Regions from separate parts of the Homo sapiens genome. Here region 1 is linked to region 2. Evidence: read pairs that join two places in POLR2A ChIA-PET (ENCODE). Cell type or tissue: PC-9. All regions are shown on one strand. Each heading gives the region's core, and the rest is flanking DNA. Links, peaks and the distances in the headings are about the cores only.

Region 1 (8,345 bases), core at 313-8,312, 60 kb after region 2:
AAGTGACCATATGTACAAAGTGAAAGGACTTGGGTTATTCAAGAAAGAGTAAGTTCAGTGGTGATTATGGGGTACATGGCCTGAGGTGCGCCTAGAAAATAAAGTTTTAATTTCTATTTTCTATAGAGTGCCAGATGATGAGCTAAACTGATTTCCTTATCATACTTTCTTAATTACCTACTCCTATCATTCATTTTGTTCCATGACTCATTATTTGTACTGGAAAATAAAGCTTAGCACATTACAACCTGCTAGAAATTTCATGTTCTTTCTGAATTAAGAATTATCTGTTTGCTTCCAAACTCATTATGCATATATTACACAAGCAGTATAATGAGTCATATGTTACGCTTTTTAAAACTGGATCATTAAGAAATCGTAAGAACAGATGTATAACAGTTCAAAATCTCAAGAAGCAGAGACTATGGGATGGCACTGGTGATCCCCAAAACAGGTTGCTGTGGCATAAATATGATCAGTAAGCATCTTTGACTCATAGGCCAGACCAGGCCCACCCCAGACCACCATGACCAAGACACAGAGGCAAATGCTCTCAGTCAATATAGGTTTCATGTTCTTACCGAGACATTTGCTTTTACTGGAAGTGACTCATCCTAATCAGAAAATTATTTTATTTTTAATGCTCCGTTATTTGTAGATATGAATAAGCCTACATTCTGCATGGAAACATAGGCAAGCACTCAAGAACAGCTCTTTTGCAGAGTTTACGCAGAGCCAGAAGATTGCTAAACTGAAGCAACATAAGTCCAAAACTTGAAATCATTTATAAAGAACTTATTTTTGTTTAAATAGATGTTAGAACTCAGAGAACATATACAAAGTACTAAATGTGTGTATACCATTTACATAGCAGATAGGGAGGTAAGCAGAAGAAGCAAGACAGGAGAGAGCTATTTGTCAAGTTTTATAGTGATAATAAAAAAGGCAAGACGAATGTTTCAGTGTCAACTGAGAGCTGATCATTTGTTGAAGATTAAAGGCAGAAGAAAAGGGACTTTTGGCAAAGCAGATCTTTCTGTAACGCTGTTAGTACAAAAAATAATTGGCTGCCTTTTGCAGAGATGTTCTAATCAAATACATTTCTTGAAAAAGTAAAGGCATACTCAGGATGAATACAGCATGTAATGTATGGCCCCACTGACATCTACATTCTATGAAACTTTCAAATTATATTTATATTTAATTTAAATTTACATCCCTGTTTTCTTTTTAAAAAATATTTTGAAAAGGTTGTCTAATCAATTACTGTTAGCACCAACTTTTTATTTCTGGGGATTGATTAATTAGTTTGTGGGTTATGCAGACATTTGATGACTTGTTTTTTCCTTGTATCTTGCCTTTTAAACATTATGTTAAATAGTAGCATTTTACCAAGATTGAGAGATAAGAGTTGAAATTTAAATCAGTCAATTATGCTACCTTGGAGTATTTATAAGGCTTTATATATGGGTGGGTAGAGACTTTAAGGTAAAAAAAAGTCATTAAGGAAAGAGAAATGGAACCAATATCTAGAGTTGACTTAAATCATGTATTTGCTGTTTGTCCTCTTTCCCACAGGAATCTAAGAGATGGTTGTGAATATTAATTAAAATAACATACAGAAGATTATACTCTGAGAATATTTCTTACTTGATATTTATCTATGTTACATAAATTCCAAATTGGATTCCATAGAGTATATTTGAAGGTGCAAATGAATTGAACAGAAGATGCTGTTAAAATATTTCACAAAACAACCAGAAATTCAATGAAAGTATCTTAACTGCACTTTAATATTATCACAGAATATATATATTCTAGTCTTGTCACAAACTGTAATTGGAAAAGACTGTGATCATACTCCCTTGCACAAAGATTTGGTATCCATTCTGAGATTGGATTCTTCTAGAATAAATATGAATCTGAAGCATCTCCATGTCAACCTTATATACAGTGGACCCTTCCTGGAATTGAGGAACTCAGATTTTCCAATTGTGCTATGTGATTTTCAGAAACAATTTGAGAATGTTCAGGTGTAAAGGTGTGAAATGGAGAAGACAGTCACTTGGGGTTGGAAGACACCCTTTGCCTGAGAACTATAAATCAGAATGCTCACTGGTTTCCAGAGAAAGTGAGAGTAGTTAGGCAGCAGTAGCTGCCTGGAACTACCTGATTTTCCACTAGCTATACCTGAACATCGTTTAAAAGGTTATACATATTTTAAAGTGCTTCACCATTATTAGGAGTGCAGTCTTTCCTGTCTTCAATCATTTGTAATGTCTCTCAATAAAGGCAGTACCCCAAATGCTTTTCCTGATACCTGCAAAATAAATGAAAGGAGTCCACTAAAATTCTGATGACTGTCAAGATTGTGTCAGACATCAATCATATGGGGTTACAAGGCACTGACTTAAGGGACTCTTAAAACCCTGCTTTGAAAAATTATAATATAAAATTTTGGGGGTAATTTAGATCAGTGTTCCTGATGAAATGTTTTGAAGAACTAAACTGGAGATAGTACATCAGCCTGGTAGTTATTTGTTGCCTTTTTTTTTTTTTTTTTTTTAGAATGTTTTCTCTCTTCAAGATTCTCTTTTGAAAGACATCTAAAAAGGTAAGACTGGGCAAGACTTTGAGAGAATTTGTTCTTTCAAGTCTTCCCTGATTGATAACTATTGCTAAAATATAGTTCATGGTTTGCCTACATCAGTGATGGTGCATAATACTATTTATATTTTGAACATTTCCTCTGAGTAGAAAATGTGAAGTTCATTCAAATTTATGGAGCTTCATCTTCGACTGTGTTTATTCTCTCTCTTTTTTCTCTCTCAGACAACACATTCATTTATTCTGTTTTAACTATGTAAAAAAATAAGAATATGTTGCACTTGTTATCCATAGCTTAAAGAAAGAATTAACAAAGCTAAACCAATAAAATAATAGCTATTTAACAGGAAGCTATAAGAAAACACTCTCCTGGTTCTTTCTCTTTTTATTTTTTATTTTATTATTATTATAATACTTTAAGTTTTAGGGTACATGTGCACAATTATTATTGTAGTTCGTTTCCATTGTATTACATATGTCAAGTACAATGCATATTGAAAGGCCCTCTGTGTACCTATAATATTGCTCTTATAGGTAAATGTAAGAATGTTAGGAACAGTGTTCTTTTGCATTAAGTAAGGGAGGTAAATTCAATATGATTTTGGAAATAATGATCTCATCCAAAGTAGCTTGTCCTTCATTAGAAGACAAAGCATGTTTTTTTGAAAAAGAGCTCTATTTTAATTTCTCTGATTTAAGAGAGGGTGTGAAAAATCTTTTTCTGCATCAAAATGCAAAAGAACCTTAAAAATATTATTTAAAATTATCTTTGTTATTCTGGCTCTTAATTTTTTATTAAAAAATTCAAATGTGCTCATTGTATAACATAGAAAATCATAAAGAGAAAATATATAACCTATAAACTCACCATCCAGAGACAACCCCATTAACATCTCAGAATATATTCTTCCAAACATTTTTCACACATCACACACAAAAGTATAAGTAAGCGTGTATGTATATGTCAGTAGGTGTTTAATGCATGAGTACATGCATGTGTATATATGGATACAAATCTATAATGAAATTATACTAGATACAGCTATACTATTTAAACATTGTGTGAAATTTTTGAAAATTATTTGGAAACCCTACCAACAACAGAGTTCTAGAAGTTACTCTGAATCCAAACCAAATAAAATCTTATAACATTATTTTCTTCCATTGTATTACCAAACTATTTAAAATGTGAAGAATTTTGCAAATGGGTTATTTATTCATTTATTTATTTATATCGTTGAGTAAGAGGATCATACCTATAATCTCCTACAAAGGCTACTGGCCTACTGTTCAGGAATCCTGAGTAATTCTCCTCACCTTAATATAAATTTTATCTATATATCTGTATATCTATATCTATATCTATATCTGTATCTATCTATTCCTCACTCCTCTCTGTCTCTTGAGTATTTTAAACATCTTTCCCCTCTGGCTACCTCCTTGCAGCCCAGGACATATTCAAGTCTGGTTCATCTATAAAATAAATCTAAAAAGCTCCACTCCACTCTTGCTCTTGCTCTCTACTGTAAGGTCCCATGTTTGAAGGAGGCTTTCTTTTAACTGTCAAGGTGTTTTTTAAAGAACTTGCCTAAATTATGGGCCAGGCACAATGGCTTATGCCTGTAATCCCAGCACTTTGGGATGCTGAGGCAGGTGGATCACTTGAGGCCAGGAGTTCAAGACCAGCCTGGGCAACATAGCGAGACCCTGTCTCTACTAAAAATACAAAAATTAGCTTGGCATGGTGACACATGCCTGTAATCCCAGCTACCTGGAGGCTGAGGCATGAGAATCACTTGAACCCAGGTGGAGGTTGCAGTGAGCTGAGATCGTGCCATTGCACTCCAGCCTGGGCAACAGAGTGAGAATCTATCTAAAAAAAAAAAAAAAAAAAAAAAAAAAAAAAAAAAAAAAAAGCTAGGCTAATTTTTTATCACCTACCTATTTCCCACTCTTTCCCTCAATATAACTACTAGAATTCAGTGGATAATTTTTAGATGTTTGTAATTACATCCTCTGTAGTTTTGACATGCTGATCACATGTTTCCTAAAGAAACTCTCTTCAATCTTTATTTCCATGTTGTTATTCTTTCCTGGTCTTCTTACTCCTCTGATTGTATTTTTGTGTGTGTGTGTTTGTTTCCATTTTGTCCTCTTTTCCCCCTTAACATTTGGGTTTATCAGAATTCTACACTTTTTTCTTATCTTTGCATTCCACAAACTGCTTGGATTAATTTATCTATCCCCATGTCTTTCAGGGCTTATTTGACAAGGACTCATATATTATGTGTATACCTTCAAGACAGACCACTCTTCTGTGTTATAAAATAGAAAACTGTAAGAATAATACTAATGATTTTTAAAGTGCCTAACAGGACACTTTAAAAAGTGTGGTGGCTCATGCCCGTAATCCCAGCACTTTGGAGGCCAGCAACCATTTTTTATGTCCATAGTTTCTGTAGGTCAAGAATCCAGGTAAGGCAAAGTGAAGATGACTTGTCTCTGCTCCACTATGTTGAGGGCCTCAGTTGGAACTCTCACAACTGGAGCTGACTCACGTGGCTGGGGACTGGAATTACCCGGAGGCTTCTTCACTCACATGTCTCATGGGGTAGCTGTGATGACTCAAAGTCTGGGCTCCACTGGGGCTGTTGACAGGAATCAGCATGTGACATCTTGTATTAGTCTGTTTTCATGCTGCTAATAAAGACCTACCTGAGACTGGGTGGTTTATAAAGCAGAGAGGTTTAATGGACTCATGGTTTCACATGGCTGGGGAGGCCTCACAATCATGGTGGAAGACAAAGAAAGAACAAAGGGATGTCTTATATGGCGGCAGGCAAGGGGGCTTGTGCAGGGGAAGTCCCAGTTATAAAACCATCAGATCTTATGAGACTTATTCACTACCACAAGAAAAGTATGGCAAAACCACTCCCATGATTCAATTAACTCCACCTGGCCCTGCCCTTAACACATGGGGATTATCACAATTCAGAGTGAGATTTGGTGGGGACACAGTCAAACCTCTGCATGCGACTTGGGCTTTTCACTGAATACCTTCTGGGTTCTGAATGTGCCTCATGACAGAACATTTGGAGAGTAGGCAGACAGAGCAATGCCAGAGTGTTTTTCTTTGCACCATGATGTCTGGGGCATCAGATCAGAGACTCAAACAGCTGGAGATGACTTGAATAGCTAGGGATTAGAATGCTTTGGAAGCTTCTTAACTCGCATGGCTGACACCTGGGCAAAAATGACTCACAGGTCAGGCTCAGTTGAGGGTGCCCACTGGAGTACTCACAGGTGGTCTCCATGTGGCTTTGCCTTCTTCACAGTGCAGTGGCTGTTTTCTGAGAGGGAGCAGTCCTAGCTGGAGGGACTGGAGGGGTGTTACACAGGAACTGAGTGGAATGAGCATGGCCTTTTATGAACCAGCCTCAGTAGTCAGGAAGCATCACCTTCTCTGTGTTCTATAGTTTACATATGAGTCACTTAGGCCAGCCGAGATTTGAAGGGAATTAGACTACAACTCTTGGTGGGAGAATAGTAAGGGCCATTTCAGAAAAATATGGGGAATGAGAGAGATTGTTTCTTCCATTTTTGCAAAAATAGATACCCCAATACCCCTAACTGAGCCTAGCTTTTGAGTCATTCTTGCCCAGGTGTCAGGCATGTGAGTAAAGAAGCCTCCAGAGCATTCTAATCCCTGGCTATTCAAGTCATCTCCAGCTGTTTGAGTCACAATTATGCCATGTGCTGAACAGTTTTCATGAATTACCTCTTGGAATCCTTATATCAATTCTATGAAATAGTTAAGAGTTTTATCCTTATTTTAAATTTTAATATTCACTAATTTTAACAATGAGAAAATGTAAGGAGTATTTCCATCTAGATAACATACTTGGACTAAACCAAGTCTAGAGTAATTGATTTTTATTGTTGTTCTACATCTTATCCTTACATTTTACCATTTAGTGAGTGATATGACCCCATATACTAGGCTGCTAAATCTGAATTCGTAGTTCATCATTGTTCCAACTCTCTCTTCCGTTATTATCATCCAATTTCATTAAATAACTATATTCTATGCATCTCCCTCTCCATTTTCACTGCTATTACTTTATTTGAGGCTTTTTTTCATTTCTTGAGTAGATTTTTATACATCCTCAGATAATCTTGTCTCTGGTCTTGACCCATTCCAATCTACTTCTACATGGGCACCACAGTGATCATTCTTTAAAAAACCTAAATCAAATTGCCATACTCTCTTATGTGAATCTCTTTAGTTCCTGTCACTGCCTTCAGAGTAAATCCCACATTTCTTTGCATGGGCAAGAATGACTCAAAAGCTAGGCTCAGTTGGGGGTATCGGGGTATCTACTTTTGCAAAGAAATGTGCATGGCATGCAATGTTGTCATTTCTTCCTCTAGGTCAGGGACTGAGTGAAGATAACTGGGTGTAAATAGAGTGTACGTAGTGTTAGAGGCGATGGAGCCTGTCTCTATGTAAAAATCACTTCTTTGCATAGAGAGGGCAGCTCTGTGACCTTGTGGATATCAGGGCCCAGCTTTGCAAGACTTTCTATTTTATTGAGAAGCTGAATATCTTTATTTTTGTGTGTTTTTGTGTATTTTTAAACATGGTAGCAATTAAAAACAACAACAACACCTGTAGGCAAATAAAAGAATGTCTGTGGCTCACAGTCAGACATCACCCTCCTACCTAGGTCCCCTTTCCACTTCCTATAACTCCTTTTGATCATGGCGTCACCAGCTCTATGGTGCTTATTTTTATAGGATTCTGCCTTCTTCTCTCAACTGTATGTTCTTTAGAGGTTGGGATCTTATTGTATTTGTGTTTGTATCACTGTGTCTGTCATAGAATGAGATACTCAATAAATATTTGTTGGATGTATAAATAATATTTATGAAAGCATTTTGGAAATGAATATATTTCTAGGTATACTCAGCAATTACAAGTCCAACTTCATTTAATAATCATCTCTCCAAAACAAAAAGCAGGGAGAGGCTAACATTAAGCTATGGAAATCCATAAAAGTGAAAGGTACCAAAACAAATGAAAAGGGAGATAGGTAGACAAGGGGTGAGAGCGAATTCCAAGTCTTCCTCACGTTATTCCTGTGCCTTTGCTGGACTTGAGCTAAAGCCTGTTTAAAAGTCTACAATGTCTAAAATTTCTAAGACTGTCCACACTGGGCTGTGATTGACTGTGTCCCCATGACACTCCTATTCCTGGGCTGTCCATTGAGCTGTTTCCCCAAAGTGGCATCAGTAAAGACCTACAGTGCCTCGGCTCTACAAATCTCTGTAGCTCCCTCTCTCTGATGTCAACTCACTGCTATAGCATCATGGCTAATATGGACTTGCTACAAACTCTTCATGGGTTTATGGCTTTCTTTAGTGAAACTGCCTCAACAAGAATAGAGATTAAACATAATTGAGTGACTACTCAGGAAAATTATACATTAAAAAATAGTGTCTGCATGGTTAGAGAAAAAAAATACTGAGTATGTAACACACTAATAATTCTTCAGTTCAATTCAGCACTCATATACACTCTACTGATTGATATGAGGATTCTAGAGTAAGTCAAAATTGTTAGAGTTAGTGAAGATGAGAACATGCAATCACAAAACAAATAAGGAGAAGTTTTTTTTTTTTTTTTTTTGAGACGGAGTCTCGCTCTGTCGCCCAGGCTGGAGTGCAGTGGCGGGATC
Region 2 (8,345 bases), core at 96-8,095:
ATTTTTAGTACAGACGGGCTTTTACCGTGTTAGCCAGGATGGTCTCGATCTCCTAACCTCGTGATCCGCCCGCCTCAGCCTCCCAAAGTGCTGGGATTACAGGCATGAGCCACCGCGCCCAGCCCTAACTGTGTTTTTTAAATTGGGAAGATAATAGAAATCTTTACACACTATGCTCTCTATATGAACTTCTAAATTTACCTCCTAAATATCTTTACATATTTACATAATGGAAATGGTTTACTTTGGGACTTCTGTTTTTATTAGAGCCATCTTTTACTTCAGTTTTCCTCCAAGGATAAAACATTGATTGGATTTACCAAAATAGATTATAATTAGAGCTTAATTAATGAGCGAATACCGAGAGATTCTAATAGAAGATCTGATACAGTTTTTGTTTGAATTTGAGTTACCTCCTGTACTTTGAAGACATAATTTTGCATAAGTAATGCATATTTTTCTAAGAAGCAGTCAAATATTGTGTATCTTATATCTGCTGGGAATCATATCTCTGTAGTAATATTGCTCTCAGTAATTTCTTATAGCCACTTTTTTTATTTATAGATCATCTGTTTCTTATAGCCACATTTTTTTATTCATAGATCATCTGTTACGTACTGCAAGTCAGCATTCCGATAGCAGTGGTTTTGCTGAAGATTCTACAGACTGCCTATCCCTTAATCATCTTCAGGTAAAATTTTCTGTTCTAATAGGCACTATGATTAACTTCCTCATTTTAAGGTGGTTTTTGTATTACTATATATTTTAATATTGAGTCTGTATAATCTTTATTTTTCAAGTGACAGAACAAAACTCCTGGCATGTAGATGTTATCTAAGCATTTGACTATAAATTTTAGATTTCATTAATTCTTCTCTCTGAATATGTTTTTAAAAATATCTATCTTCCCCTTAATTTTTGGACCACCAGTAAACAGAGATTATTGTGATCATTAACCTGTTTTGTCTGTTGTTTTTCTTATTTTTTTAACCATCATTATATTTCATTATTTTACAGTAATTGTTTTGCCTATTTAATAACTGACATTAATTGTGGACCTATAGCTTGCTGAGTGTTATACTGATTTTTACACTAGGTTGTGTGAGATAACCCAGAGAACAGGCACATCTTTATCCCCAAGAAGCATATAGTCTATATGTAGAGTACACAGAATGCACAGAAAAAGCATTTGAAACATTTTTTAAGCAAATTCTAAAGAAAATTGGGATGAGAAAACTCCCAAAGAGCCTTTAGGAACATAGCATTTAAGGGGTAAACAGACAAGAGGCATATGTAAGTTCACTGAGAAAGAGTAATTAAGTGAACAGAAACACTGGGAGATGGAGGAGAAACTTTCAGAAGGTATGGAAGAAAAGATAGGAATGTTGACTGGTTTTCAAATATGAATGATAGCTTAAGAGTGAGGGGTCTTTTTGTCCTTTTATAATAACATGAAATGACTTGGGGAAAGTGTTCAGCTAAGGGAAATAACCGTAAGAGAAGAACTGATTCAGAAAAATCCGGGCTGAAACTGGAGAGATACCCTGGTCTTGGAGAGGATATGATCAGGAACCCAGGTTGGAGGGATTCGCTTTGAGTTTCCTTTCAGAATGGAGAGAAGGAGGGAATGATGGGGAGAGATACAAGGAAGTTTTTAGATGTTGGGGAAGAATGTTAGGAAGTGTTTGTCCATTTTCTCTATGAGTCAGTGTGTTGTATTGAAAGGAAAGGGGGAGGTTGTTGGAAAGGGAATTTTAGGAAAACAGTGAAGTTCTGAAATAATCTTTGTGAGAAAGTGAGAGGAAGGAGGGATGTGGTTGCTGCTCAGGAGCAATAAAACAATTTTGAGCAACAGCAGGGCCACAACTGCAGTGGAGACAGTGAAATTATAGAAGCACCATGTTGGTTTGGTATTTTGTTAGTGACTCTTCTTACATATATTCTTCATCTTTCCACCTATTTTCTTTTCACAGGTTCAGGAGTCCTTGCAGGCTATGGGGAGTAGTGCTGATAGTTGTGACAGTGAGACAACAGTTACGTCACTTGGTGAAGACCTTGCCACACCAACAGCACAAGACCAGCCTTATTTTAATGAATCAGAGGAGGAGTCTCTTGTCCCTCTTCAGAAGGGACTAGAGAAGGCAGCAGCAGTTGCAGACAAAAGAAAATCAGGTAGCCAGGATTTCCCTCAGTGCAACACCATTGAGAATACAGGAACTAAACAGTCCACCTGTAGTCCAGGGGATCATATCATTGAAATTACTGAAGTGGAAGAGGATTTGTTTCCAGCAGAGACAGTAGAGCTACTGAGGGAAGCAAGTGCTGAAAGTGATGTGGGTAAAAGCAGTGAAAGTGAATTTACTCAGTATACCACACACCATATTCTGAAATCATTGGCTTCTATTGAAGCTAAATGCAGTGATATGAGCTCTGAAAATACAACTGGGCCTCCCTCTTCCATGGACAGAGTTAATACAGCTTTGCAAAGAGCTCAAATGAAGGTTTGCAGTCTGTCTAATCAAAGGATGGGGCGTAGCCTGCTAAAATCAAAAGATTTGTTAAAACAAAGGTACTTATTTGCAAAAGCTGGCTATCCTCTAAGAAGGTCTCAGTCTTTACCAACCACCTTATTGAGCCCAGTAAGGGTTGTGTCCTCTGTCAATGTTCGATTATCTCCAGGAAAAGAGACCAGATGCAGCCCACCTTCCTTCACCTATAAGTACACACCTGAAGAGGAGCAGGAATTGGAAAAGCGGGTGATGGAACATGATGGTCAGTCTTTAGTTAAATCGACCATTTTCATCTCTCCATCATCTGTGAAGAAAGAAGAAGCCCCCCAGAGTGAGGCGCCGCGGGTGGAGGAATGCCATCATGGAAGGACTCCTACCTGTTCACGGCTTGCTCCACCACCAATGTCTCAGTCTACCTGTTCCCTTCATTCCATCCACTCTGAGTGGCAAGAAAGGCCCCTGTGTGAGCACACAAGAACTCTGAGCACTCACAGTGTTCCCAACATATCAGGGGCTACTTGTAGTGCCTTCGCTTCCCCTTTCGGGTGTCCTTACTCACATAGACATGCCACCTACCCTTACCGAGTGTGCTCTGTGAATCCTCCTTCAGCCATAGAAATGCAGTTGCGAAGAGTATTACATGATATTAGAAACTCACTGCAGAATCTTTCACAGGTATGAGAAAAAGTATGTTATCATTAGCTTTTTTCTTTTACTGCTCTGAGCACTTTTTAATTCACAGAGAAGCTAAGGCACATCAAGTATGAACTACCTCAGCTTTATTTTCTGACATGTCTAAACTTAATCTGCATCTGCCTTCGTTTTCTATCTTCCCTCCTGTTTCAAGGGAGAAGCTGTAACTAACCCTGATCAAAGTCGATTTCTCTGCTCACAAGTCTGTCTCCTTTCCAAGAGGAGAGATTTTTCTCGTTAAGTATCCTCCCATTTTTAGTCTATCATCCACTGTCTTTGTTTTAGTCTAGAATCTTTTGTCATTTCTATTATTAAAAAATCTTCCCTCTTAAAGTTCTTTCTCTCTTTCTCTCTGCTATTTGAACATGTTGACTACCTTTTCCTTTTCCAAGTTTTCTCCCTGTTGGCTTCTGTGGCACCACGTTCTCCTGGTTCTGCTCGTAGCTCTCTGACTAAGCTTTCCCCTTCACCTACTGACCCTCGATGCTGTGCACAGAGTTAGTCTACTTCCACTGGACTCAAAGACTGGAACTACTCCAGACCAGAAAATAACAAATCAGGTAAAGTGTGAATTTGATTTAAAATGCTCTGTATGTCTTGTCACTTTTAAAGTCATTCTCAGATTTGTTAGTAGACTGGAAATAATTTTCCCAAAAAAATTTTGAAAATAAGTACGTTGTCTTCAGTTTTGCCTTTTACATTTTCTTGAACATTCTCTCTGAATGAATCATGTTTAGACAATTGAGGGATTGAAGAAAATGACAATGTAATATAGTCATGAGAGCATTCAACAAAGAGTCAGGAGGCCTAGAATGAATGTAATAGACCTCTTATCATGACATAGTAGACAGGGAGCCACTTGGAAAGTAAAAATCAAAGGTGTAACTTCTCAAGTTATAATAAGATATACCTCCTCTTAACTGTAAGTTTTATCCTCATGACAATTGTCCCCTAACAGTTTTCTGTTTAAACAGAATGTGGGTGTTTCTTATTCCTCCTTACAAAATATAGTTCTGTCTGTGATGGAACTTGCAGCTGTGATTATGTCAAGCTGGGGATTTCCAGGACCCTGTCCACCAGTACCGTGGTGCATCTTTCTAGGCCACCTAGTTCTTCTGCTCCAGCTGTGGTCTCTTTCTCCTGGATATCCCAGCAATAACTCAGCTAATACATCTCCCCATGCCTACCCCACCCTACACTAGTGGACAGGTGCTTTCTATGATGTGGTCTCTGACTATCTCTCCAGCCTCATTCCTTAGCTGTAGGATTGTGCACAGGTCTCTAAACAGTTGTGTGTTCTTAGGTATCTGCACATGGCTGATTTTGTGTTTTGTTTTTTTAAAATAAAAAGATGAAGTTTCTGTTTCTCGCCCACGTGGAGTGCTGGAGACAGTGGTGTAATCATGGCTCCCTGCAGTCTTGAACTCCTGGGCTCAAGTGATCCTCCTGCCTTGGCCTCCCAAAGTACTGGGACTATAAGCCACTTTTTTTTAACCGAGATCACCCAGTCTTTGCCTTTCTTTGCATAATCAAGCCCTATTTACTGTTAAGGCTCAGTTCAAGTAGTGTTACCACTTTTGGGAAAGTTCACGTAATCTGAATTTTTCTGTGTTCATCATAGCACTCCTTCCACAGTATTAGAATTTTTTTAAAATTTCCTTTATTTTTCTTTACACTGTGAGAACACCTGAAGGCTGGGAATACCTTTTATGTTTTTATCTCACTGCCTAAAATAGTGGCATATAGGAAATGCTAAGATGTCTGAGAAAGACGACAATGATTGCTTGCTCTCCAGCAAAGTTAATAATCACTATAATCTCATGATGATATTTGCAATGGCTTCTACATTTTTGCGTTTTGATTTTGTTTTTTTTTAGTTTCGCAAGAGGGAAGTCCTGAAAGAAATAGATGTGAACTATGTTCCTTCGCCTCCTCCTCCCACGTAGATTGACTTATACCTGGAACAGCTAGCAGTACTAGGTGTCATTGGGAACTGATTTCTTTTTTCCTGCTTACAATATGAAGGTTTTTTGGATCCTTTTGTCTTAAAGAGAAAAATATATAGGCCCCAAATTCTGCCTTTTAACCCCTTAAGTGATTTGGAAGTATTCACTTTAACATTGGTTTTAATCCTACTTTTACTTTTTTGAAGTACCCTATGATGAGAGGACCTGATCCTGCTGCTGCTCCATATAGTACTCAGAAATCATCTGTTCTACCTCTTTATGAAGTAAGTTCTTTCTTACATCTTTGTGTTCCAAAATAATTTGTAGAATTTAGAAGTGTAATTTTGTTATATTGCATTCTAGAATACTTTTCAGGAGCTCCAGGTAATGAGGCGGAGCCTGAATTTGTTTAGAACACAAATGATGGATTTAGAATTGGCAATGCTGCGTCAGCAAACCATGGTTTATCATCATATGACTGAGGAGGAGAGGTAAAAGTTCATTTTGTCTTAGCACACCTCAAAAAGCTTTTCATTCAAAGTCTTCTCAACTTATATTTTTTAAAATTAGGTTTTGATTCTACTGCTGTGTACCTTGTATCTGTTTTGTGAACCAGTGTAGATAAGATTAGTCATAGATAGTGTTTTACTAAGTAAACTTGTATGCCTTCAATATCCTAAGGGTAGTGGTAACCTGCTTTCCCGTGTTTGAGATATTTGTGAGAGGATAGGGGAAGAAAGACTAATGTCCTTGTGGATACACCTATTGTAGTTGATATTGTACTAATTTCTAGAACCTGAGATTTCCATGCCTTCTGTTAGCATATAGTAGTTGTTGAAAGATTTGTGATTAGGAATCTCCAAACTGCATTTTTCCAATTTTGTGCCCTTCACCATACCAATAGGTTTGAAGTTGATCAGCTCCAGGGTTTGAGAAATTCAGTCCGAATGGAACTTCAGGACCTGGAACTGCAGCTGGAGGAGCGCCTGCTGGGCCTGGAGGAGCAGCTTCGTGCTGTGCGCATGCCTTCACCCTTCCGCTCCTCCGCACTCATGGTACGCTACCTGGAGGGTGGTCGGAGTTTTCACCAAAGGTTTATTTATAATGTTCCAATAATTTAGGACGTGTGCCTTCATTTCAAGTCATTTATTTTAATGGTATTAAAAGCATGCATACTGTTTAAGGAGCTTTCCCACAAATCAGTTGAATGTACAATTTGTAATAATTGTCATAAATAGTATATTTAGAAATATGTTGAAAATTTTTAATGATAAATTTTAATAACAGGAAAGAATAAGGGCTTATACGAAAGTTGAGGGTTTTTAAAGGAAAAATGCTAGTGAATTAACATATGACTAATGTAAATTTTAATTGTTGCATGTAACTGCAGAGAACACAGATGCATATTTTGCTGTTTTTTTTTCTTTCATGCCTTTAAATAAAAAAGTGTTCCTTTTAAACTTTTTCTTTATTTTGGATTCTTTTCCATTTGTTTTTAAAGGAATCAAATGATACCTGTATATTTTCATACATATATATACATACACATACATATATGTATTTTCCTAAATATATAGATATATATCCAAGAGAATAAAAAGAAACATGTTTTTGTACCACTTTTCATACTTCTAATGTTTCTTTCCATAACATTTGAACTTCAACAGTTGTATTATTTTTGCAAATATCTTTGAAGTTGTAGAATATGTTGCTTTGAAATGCTGAAATAGTGAATTATTCTTTGTTACCTTAACAATGTATTTGATTTTGTTAAAAAGAAATGGATGAATATACACACATACAATTATGTGTGTATATACTATAAATGAAGTAGAATAAACAATGGTGTATAAACACATATATGTATAGCATAGACTAAGGATGTTCTGTATTGCTAATGAATGTACTTTTCAACATGGTTTTGATTTATCATTCTGAGAAGTGTATGTTGGTGACGGGAGAACTAGAACATCCTTTTTGCATATTGTATCAGTTTTAACTCACAATAATGCATTTTATGGGATCTGTGACACTTGAGAGTAACCTTTGTGACATAAAGGGATGCTTCCAGGCACTAATTAGCCAATTAATTTTATTATAAAAGTCTTGTGATTTGAAAAAATATATATGTACATTATAATTATATATGCATGTATGTATATATACACACACATATACATATATATATTGTTCTTACCTTTTCAGGGAATGTGTGGCAGTAGAAGCGCTGATAACTTGTCATGCCCTTCTCCATTGAATGTAATGGAACCAGTAAGCTTCTTTCCTCTTAAATCACTGGGGAAGGGAATGATACAACATTTCAGACACATAGTTTCCCTAGTTTAGATGAAATATATGTTTATTTTAAATACATAATTTGATAAATTATTGTTGATTGGAAGTGACTTTCACCTTTGAAAGTCCATTGCTGTCTGAAGCCACTAGAAAGCCACCTGAATTGCAATAGTGATTTATCTTTCTGACTAAAGGAGGTAATGCACCATAAAAACATGTACAGTGGCTCATGCCTGTAATCCCAGCACTTTATTTAAATGGTTGAGGTGGAAGGATTGCTTCAAGCCAGGAGTTTGAGACCAGCCTAGTCAACAAAATGAGACCCTTTCTCTACAGAAAATTTAAAAATCAGCCAGGCATGGTGATATGTGCCTGTAGTCCCAGTTACTCAGGAGGCTGAGGCGGGAGGATTGCTTGAGGCCAGGAGCTCAAGGCTACAGTGAGCTATGATTGTGCCACTGCACTCCAGCCTGGGTGACAGAGCAAGACCCTGTCTTTAAAAAATAATAAGCCAGGTGTGGTGGCTCATGCCTGTAATCCCAGCATTTTGGGAGGCTGAGGCAAGTGGATCACCTGAGGTCAGGAGTTGAAGACCAGCCTGACCAACATGGTGAAACCGCATCTCTACTAAAAATACAAAAATTAGCTGGGCATGGTGGCAGGCATCTGTAATCCCAGCTACTTGGGAGGCTGAGGCAGGAGACTTGCTTGAACCCGGGAGGCGGAGGTTGCAGTGAGCCGAGATCAAGCCATTGCACTCCAGCCTGGGTGACAGAGTGAGACTCCATCTCAAAAAAAAAAAGAAAATTGATTTTTAATTTACATTTCAGGAGACATGTGCTTTCACAGTTTGATCCTGGTTCTTTAGGTAGTTAGAGCTGTAACATGACCACGTTTTTAA

The links. ChIA-PET counts read pairs that join two places held together with the same protein. Peaks named below come from ENCODE experiments on the same cell type or tissue, not always from the same donor. Only the 100,000 strongest peaks of a DNase experiment are listed, where the experiment ranks them.
Region 1: POLR2A ChIA-PET joins it to region 2 with 10 read pairs; 2 of 35 experiments call an interaction of 5 or more read pairs at or near these places.

What each region holds. Positions count from the first base shown.
Region 1 is chr2:181,972,651-181,980,995 of GRCh38, forward strand. It overlaps a transcript of PPP1R1C not described here. Among named protein-coding and RNA genes, the nearest start is that of PPP1R1C, 9.0 kb to the right of the region's middle. In PC-9, for the core only: no CTCF peak of the experiment used is centred there; no DNase peak of the experiment used is centred there.
Region 2 is chr2:181,913,243-181,921,587 of GRCh38, forward strand. It overlaps ITPRID2 (ITPR interacting domain containing 2), which reads left to right. Exons shown (of 18, transcript NM_001130445.3): 10 at 603-691; 11 at 1,974-3,185; 12 at 5,356-5,433; 13 at 5,513-5,640; 14 at 6,054-6,204; 15 at 7,355-7,420. Among named protein-coding and RNA genes, the nearest start is that of ITPRID2, 26 kb to the left of the region's middle. In PC-9, for the core only: no CTCF peak of the experiment used is centred there; no DNase peak of the experiment used is centred there; H3K27ac peaks cover 448 bases.